Linked DNA regions of Mus musculus: region 1 is linked to region 2. Evidence: chromatin loops called from intact Hi-C (ENCODE). Cell type or tissue: heart. All regions are shown on one strand.

The links. A loop is a pair of places that touch in the nucleus more often than their neighbours do. Peaks named below come from ENCODE experiments on the same cell type or tissue, not always from the same donor. Only the 100,000 strongest peaks of a DNase experiment are listed, where the experiment ranks them.
Region 1: a loop joins it to region 2, with 2.6 times the contacts of the local background. A loop is called at or near these places in 6 of 42 quality-filtered maps.

What each region holds. Positions count from the first base shown.
Region 1 is chr7:92,763,667-92,767,666 of GRCm38, reverse strand. The region is part of intron 1 of Rab30 (RAB30, member RAS oncogene family); the gene reads right to left. Among named protein-coding and RNA genes, the nearest start is that of Rab30, 24 kb to the right of the region's middle. In heart, no CTCF peak of the experiment used is centred here; a DNase peak (open chromatin) is centred at 2,036.
Region 2 is chr7:92,820,300-92,824,299 of GRCm38, reverse strand. Rab30 (RAB30, member RAS oncogene family) reads right to left here. Exons shown (of 5, transcript NM_029494.2): 3 at 419-502. Among named protein-coding and RNA genes, the nearest start is that of Ddias, 52 kb to the left of the region's middle. In heart, no CTCF peak of the experiment used is centred here; no DNase peak of the experiment used is centred here.

The sequences.
Region 1 (4,000 bases), 57 kb after region 2:
AGAGTACCTGGATATGGGCTAGACACAACTTTCTTTACCAACTAGGAGTCACAGCACAGGTGACTTTATGATATGTCACCAACCCCACTCTGTTAGTCATTAACTCTGTGACACTGGGGAAGGAGGAGGCCAGGATATTCTTCTTACTCATGGTAAGATGAGAGAAATCTATTAGATCAGGGCTCAAACTGTTCCTTGCACACCTAGCTTGGAATGACAGCTTACAGCTGCTAGAAATTAGAAAGATACCATACACATTGGATACCATATGCGGTCCCCAATGACCATTATATTTAATTTCTGGCTTTTTGCAGAATATGCCAGCTAAGCCCTGGATTCCATCACCTAAGTCTCCTTAATTCCTAGCACTCTGATTCAACCCGATTTCCTTACATCCCGATCTGACTCGGACCTTCCACACAGAGTAGGGACAAAACTAGAAACACAACAGAGTTTCAGCTGCTATTTGTTTCATTTGGCTAAATGGTCTCTGAGACAATAGCCTCAAGAATTAAATCCTTCCCCCAGTAAGTTGGGTCCATGTGTACCAAAAGATTTCCTGACAAATGCCTTCAGGGAGTCCACAATGAGAAGAACAAACCCATAGAGCTATTGATAACACAGACAACAATAAGGACCCAGACAACCAGGACCAAGAATCACGTTGTTCCGTTAAATAAAAAATGTACGTGAGCATCCCAGGAATGGCCCACCTCGGGCAAATTATAAAGCTCCCAAGGACACAGATCATCTGAACACATCATCCTAACAGCCATAGACCACAGTGAATAAATCCTGTCTATCACAAAGCACATAAAATAACTCAGCTCCCAACATTCTGTTTCTATTTCCCCCTGTTGGTGTTAAGAACATAGAATACCAAAACAAGGAATTCAACCATTTATGTCAGGGCAGCGAGCCAAGGAAAGCCTAGGATATATGATCCTATTAACATTAATGGAAGTGTGAACAAGGTAAGAGGAAATAAAGCTCCCTGCCCCGACTCTAACTACACACAGTTTTCCAGAATAAACAGCCGGCAATTAGTCTTTTAACGTGCCTCCTCTGCACACTGATAAATCACTGCACAGCATACAATTTTTGCTGAGTTCAAAAAAAAAATAGCTTTACTCTCTTTCTCTTGTTCCTCTTCTACTTGTAAATTTACAAGTTCTGAAAAGGGTAGGGGTGCCTGCCCTCGTCAATCAAGCTTCTCTTTTGCTGTCAAATTGCTATTAAGTAATCACAAAGTTGGTCTAGAAACACACACACACACACACACACACACACACACACACACACACTTCTGCTCTTTTCTAAAGAAGTGCCTGGTTGGCTGCTCCTTCAGAGGACTGGGGGGTTCAATTCTCAACACCCACATGGTGGCTCACAACCATCTGTAACTCCAATTTCAGGAGATCCAAGGTGTTCTGGCTTCTGCAAGCACCAGGCATGTGTGCAGTGCATACACACATAAATTAAAAATGTTTTTAAAATAAGGAATCCCTCTCCCAGGGGACCAGAGATGCCTCTTTTCCCTCAATTGCTCCTGTGTCCAAATGCAAGGTAGATTCACGTGCCTTAACCATCTCTCCCCGAACAGCTACCCTTGCTAAGTACCCTGCTCGGGACAAGCTGACCTGAAGGAACGGACAAAATCCTGCCTGTCTCAGTGTTCCTGTCCAGTCTTTTCAGAAGCCTAAAGAGAGAATAATAGAAACTTGGTTTTTGTTTCTGACATATTAGGAAGGCATGTTCTAATAGCCAGAACAGAAAGATCAGACACTGGGCCTCCCTGTGGGTCTCTGATACCTCCACAAAATATTTATTACCAGAGTCTTTTTTTGTTTTCTTTGTGGTTTTTCTATAATGGGTCCACCTTCATCAACATCCTAGCTTGAGGGATAAGGATCCCTCAACTGTTTGAGCCCTGGAGCTCTGGCTTTGTGAGGAGGCTTTATCACTGATCCCTGATCTCATCCCAAATAGCCTCACCCACACGCTCTCCAAAGTGCATTCCCCGAGGCTGGGACACTGCACATGGCCCTTCTTGGCTGCGTCTCCTTTCTGCCTGCTGGAGCATGTGATCTACAGAACTCATTGGGGCCAGAAAAAAAAAAATGTCGCTCAGCTAAAAAGAATCTTGCGTGCGTGTGTGTGTGTGTGTGTGTGTGTGTGTGTGTGTGTGTGTGTGTTTATGTTCACGCTTGTGTGCACGTGAGTTTACGTATGTATTTGTATACACGTGTGCCAGATGTTGCTATTGGGTGTCTTCCTCAATTGTTTTTCCGGCTTACTTTTAAGACAGAGTCTGTGCTAGATAGTTTTGTATCAACCTGGCACAAGCTAAAGTCATCTGAGAGAAGGGGACCTCAATTATGAAAATGCCTCCATAACAATCATAAGACAGGCCTATATAGTATTTTACTTATTTGTTTGTTTATTCACTTTATATCCCGATATCAGCCCCCTCTCCTCCCAGTACCTCCTCACGCAGGTCCTCCTCTCATTCCCCTTCCCTCCTCTATGAGAAGGGAGAGCCCCGCTCTGGGTATCACCTCCAGCACTTGCCACAGTATTTTCTTAGTGACTGGTGTGGGAGGGCCCAGCCCATTGTGGGAGATGCTATCCCTGAGCTGGAGGTCTGGGATTCTATAAGAAAACAGATTAAGAAATGCAGAGGGCACAAACCAGTAAAAAAAAAGAACTCTCCCATGGCCCCTGCATCAGCCCTTCCCTCAGATTCCTGCCCTGTCTCAGTTCCTGTATTGACTTTCTTCAATGGTAGACTATGATGTGGACACATAAACTAAATAAACCCTTTCCTCCCCAGCTTGCTTTTGGTCAAGGTGCTTCATCACAGCACAGAAACCCTAACGAGGACAGGGTCACTCACTGAATCTGGACCACATCAATTAAGCTAGAGCTGCAGGCCAGAAAACCTGTGGATCCTCTTGCCTCTGCCTCTCCAGAGCTCATACCATCCATACACAGCCAAGCATGGCTGTTTATATGGGAACTGGGTATGTGAACTTGAGGCTTCAGGCCTGTTTGGCAAAATACTTAACCAACCTGCAGAAGGAATCCTTTTAAAGGAATTAACTAATGTTTTTTCTTCAAATGGAGACCACTTCCATTATAAGATAAATCTGATTATTCCCTACTTTGCCTCTATAAAAGATTCATTAATGTTTGTACGAAGAAAGAAGGCACACGTGTCTCTTGAGCACGGCGTTCAGTAAGAAGTGTGAGGGGAGTCACAAGAGCTTTGGAGAACACTACAACCTACTAGTGATTATTATCTATGGAAATAATTCCATATTGACACTCAAAGGAGACTACTGTCTCTTGTCTTTATAAAACACAATCATTTTAAGCTGGGCGTGGTGGCACACGCCTTTAATCCCAGCACTCAGGAGGCAGAGGCAGGCGGATTTCTGAGTTTGAGGCCAGCCTGGTCAACAGAGTGAGTTCCAGGACAGCCAGGGCTACACAGAGAAACCCTGTCTCGTAAAAAAAACAAAAACCAACCAACCAAACAAACAAACACCCCAAAACCAACCAACCAAAACAACAACAAAGCAACAATAAGGACAGGGGTGGGGGCAAATAGAAAAACTTTAGGTGACGGAAGCGGCCATCCTCAGAAGAGAATGTTGGCCTCCTGGAGTGAGTCTCATGAGAACAAGTTGTATAAAAGTTTGAGCAGGATCCCAGTCTCTCTCTGACTTCTGTTCACCAAGTGCTCTCTCCCTGACAGCACTCACAACTGTCATCAACCTCTGGATCCTGGGGACAGCTTGTGCCTTGCTCTTGGACTTTCAGGCTCCAAAACTGCAAGCTATATGAAGCTTTGTCTTCATAACTGACCCGGCTCACCAAGCTTTTGTTAGAGGAATTAAAATTTAAAAAGAGAGACAGAGAAAGAAAAAGAAAACTAACACTGTAAGACTAAAAAGAGGAGACACATGGGGGCTGGAGACATGCTCAATGGATAAAA
Region 2 (4,000 bases):
GTATGGCAGGAAAATGTATTTTCCTCACTGTCTTCATATATAAGCATACCATCCCTAAATTAATTGTGTATAATTTCTTTCTTCTGAGATGGCTTCTCAGATAAGCTGGGCTGGCCTCCAATGTGCTATGTTAAGGGTGACCTTAAGCTTCCTGTTAACCCACCTGACCCTCGTCCAGATCACAGGTAAGTACTACTGCACCCAGATCCATTGGTGCTAATGGTTTAACCCAGAGCTTCTTGCATGCTAGGCAAGTATTCTGCCAGCTGAGCCCTACCCCAGTACATCATTTTCAATTTGGGTTTGAATGAAACAGTTTAATAAATGTTATAAAAAACATACCTGTACTTCTTCCCCTAAAGTTAAAATTTAGAGAATTCATCAAAGCTTTACTATTATTTATTATTTAGCTTCTTACCTTCACTTTTTCACCATTAATCTCCACTGTCTTAATCATAAAATCAACTCCAATTGTGGCTCCTTGACCTGGGGGGAAAAGACCCTAAGGAAGAAATAATGGCAAGTAACATTTAAGCACATCTTCCAAGTAGGTGAACTCTCCTCACTTCCCGCCCATCCTTTGACTGAGGTAATTGTTAGAACAAGGACTCACACTGTTTCTTGTCACGTTTGAAGGGGAACAGAGAGCAGGGAGGGAGCTGGAGAGAAATGCTGACAGAAGCAAACATGAAGCTGACTGTAAAGGAAAGGTCTGGAAGGGCCAGTGGGCCGTGCTGCCTTTAAAACAGAAAACCCGGACAAAAGAGTGAAGAGGAATGAGTCACTAGAATGACATCAGGATTGTCAGGATGGGAAAAGAAAAGGTAAGACTGGTTAAAAACAGACAGGAAAATGAGGTGTGGAGGACCTCTGCTATGGAATGAGAAGAAGAGAAAGACACACAGCTGGGTTTTCCTGGGCCCTCAGGATGGTCACTAGCCTGAGGTACTGTACCATACATACAAAGACAGACAGACACATTACACGCAGTCCAGATGGACACATATACAATAGCACACAGTCTAGACACACATAGACACAATCCAGATACACACACAAGTACACAAGTACACAGTCCAGACACACACATATACATACACAATTACACACAGTCTGGACAGACACACACAATTAAACACAGTCTAGACACACACACATACATACATACATACAATCACAGTCCAGAAACACAAACACATACACATTTACACACACTCCAGACAGACACACAATTGTACACAGTCCAGACACACACACACAAGCACACTCCTGACAAACATACAAATGCACACAGTCCAGACACACACATACACACAATTATACACAGTCCAGATGGACACACACTATTACACACAGTCCAAACAGACACACATACACATAATTACATGGTCCAGGCTCACACATACATACACACACTCCTGACAGACACACAAATGCACACAGTCCAGACACAGACACACAAACAATCATACACAGTCCAGACACACACACACAATTACACACAGTCCAAATGGACATACACACATTTATACACAGTCCAGGTGGGAACATGAAAAATTATACAATTCAGACAGACATTCACATACACACACAATTACACACAGTCCAGACAGACAGACACATACACACACACTTGCACACACACACACAATCATACACAATCCAGATGCATGGCAAGTGAGGTCATCAGACAGACAGCAGAGTAGAAGCAGCAGCTCAGAACAGGAGGCAGAAGATGAGCCTGGACAGACCACTCCCCATCTCTAGGCCTCAAAATCATTGAGGTTGAAGTTGTTAGAAGCATGAACTCGGAGAAAATTGCTTTCCCTTAAACTGGAAACATAACAGTTTCAAGAGAATAGGGCCATTAGCAAATTTCACATCTAATGCAGCTTACTTTCTCATGTTTCCTGTAAGCTTAGGGAGAGGGCTGGGGTTGCAAGGACTTCTACCAAGAAAAAAGTCTTTACCTAGTCTCTTCCCTCTTCAGATTGCAGAATTCCAGGAATAAAGCAAAATGGGCTTTATTAGCTCTTGAAGCTAAGACTGGGACAGCTTTAATTAAATCCATTCCCTAACAAGAGAGTTCCTTAATTAACGTTTGAACTCAGAGCTCTGAGCTTCAAACCAAAAGCAAAAGCTTCACTGCAAGTCTGCAAATGATGCAAACATAAACATTCATAACTCTGTCTACAAATACTGAATCAATTTTCTTTTTTGGCTTGGTTCAAGCAGACGTCTGCCAAGCTTCAGGTTTATAACTCCAGCTGTTTGCAGACTAACAAATGCCAAAATAGATTTTTTTTAAATCCTTCCCAATGTCCCTCTCCCCCACTTTGTTCTCCAAACCTCCGTGTCAGCTGAAGTCAGTTCATTTTAACTGCTTGCTATATAACAAAAACATAGGTGATCCTGTCTACGAAATGTGAACTTTAGGGAGAATTAAAGGGATAGAGAGATAAAAAGTAGACAGAAAAGAAAACTAAAAAGGAACCATGCCCAGACTTGTGGGAAAAGTGCTGATCAGAAGGAAAAGAAAAAAGAAAAGAAAAAACCAACTTCCATCCTTCATGGCAGGATTTCTCTCAGGAAGTGAAGGAGGGTGGCACCAGAGGGTACAACACTGTGGAGAGGTTATCAGGGCAAGAAGCAGGAGATGAGGGTCCCCGCTTTGCCAGCTATATGCCTCAAGATCAAAAGCATGTCACTGGGTCCCTCTGGATCTGTATAAGAGGACTGGACAGATAATCTCTAAGTGACCTCTCAGTGAAAAGACACAATCAAGCAAATGAGTATAATGCACTAAAAACCAAAACCTTTCTCCTTGCAAAATCCGTGGGCAAGTCCTCCTTGCAGAAGCAGTGAAAACTGCCAAGGTTAGGGGATGGAAAAGCAGCTGGAGGCTCCGGGATCTCTCTGTGATAATTGATTGAAATCCTGACACTGGTGAACTTTAGATTTTCAATTTCATCAGACCCAAACTTGGAGAAAACACAGGCTCTTGTCTGTAGTCAGTCAGCATGGGAAAAACTTTGACATTTCCAGCAACTGTAAACCCTAAAATTGTTTGTGTTGCCCAATCTGTCGCTCCAGTTTTCCACAGACTGCAGCAGAGACGCCCTGCCTGGCAAGGGCAGATGGGCAGCAGAGCCAGGCCCAGCACCTGGGTAAAAAGCCTTGCGCCTCTGCTCTTCCCGTGGCACCGGGTCATCTTAAGCCTTAAAGGAGCTCATTTCAGTGTTCCCAAAGTGCCTGTCAGCAAGATCATGCTGTACACATGGCAATCCAGAAAAGGGCTTCACTGACATTTTTCAGTGAGTAACAAAATCAACCTGAGAGTGATTTTTCACTGCTTTCTGTATAAAAACTACTACTATGTCATCTTGGCCAGTGATTTTTTTAGAGGCCAACCTTGCAGGGGGACTTGTACACTCAGTTCCACTCTTCACTGCCCTCAGCTTAGTCCTACTTAAGAGACTTAGACAAGCAGAACATTCAATTATAAACCAAAAGAATCCATTTTTTTTTTTTGGATGAGAACAGACAGAGGCAGGAATCATCATTGGGGCTTTTTAAAAATGAATATTTGGACTCAGCTTAATACCCAACTTAATGTATTTCCACCTTGAGATGATTGTGAACCACTGATCTATTTTTTACCCAAATCTATTTTTGATCCTGCACACTAAAAACCAAACCACCTGACCACCTTGTAAGAGGAAGCAAAAGGAGGTGGGGGAGAAGACCTTAGTACCACTCTCCCTTAGGCAACTTAGAAAACCTTTGACTATAAAACTCTAGGGAGCTTCCAAAGGGTGCCTTAAGAACTTTCAATCCACTGGTTAGTGGTGGCACACGCCTTTAATCCCAGCATCTGGGAGGCAGAGGCAGGCGGATTTCTGAGTTCGAGGCCAGCCTGGTCTACAGAGTGAGTTCCAGGACAGCCAGGGCTACACAGAGAAACCCTGTCTCGAAAAAAAAAAAGAGAGAAAGAAAGAGA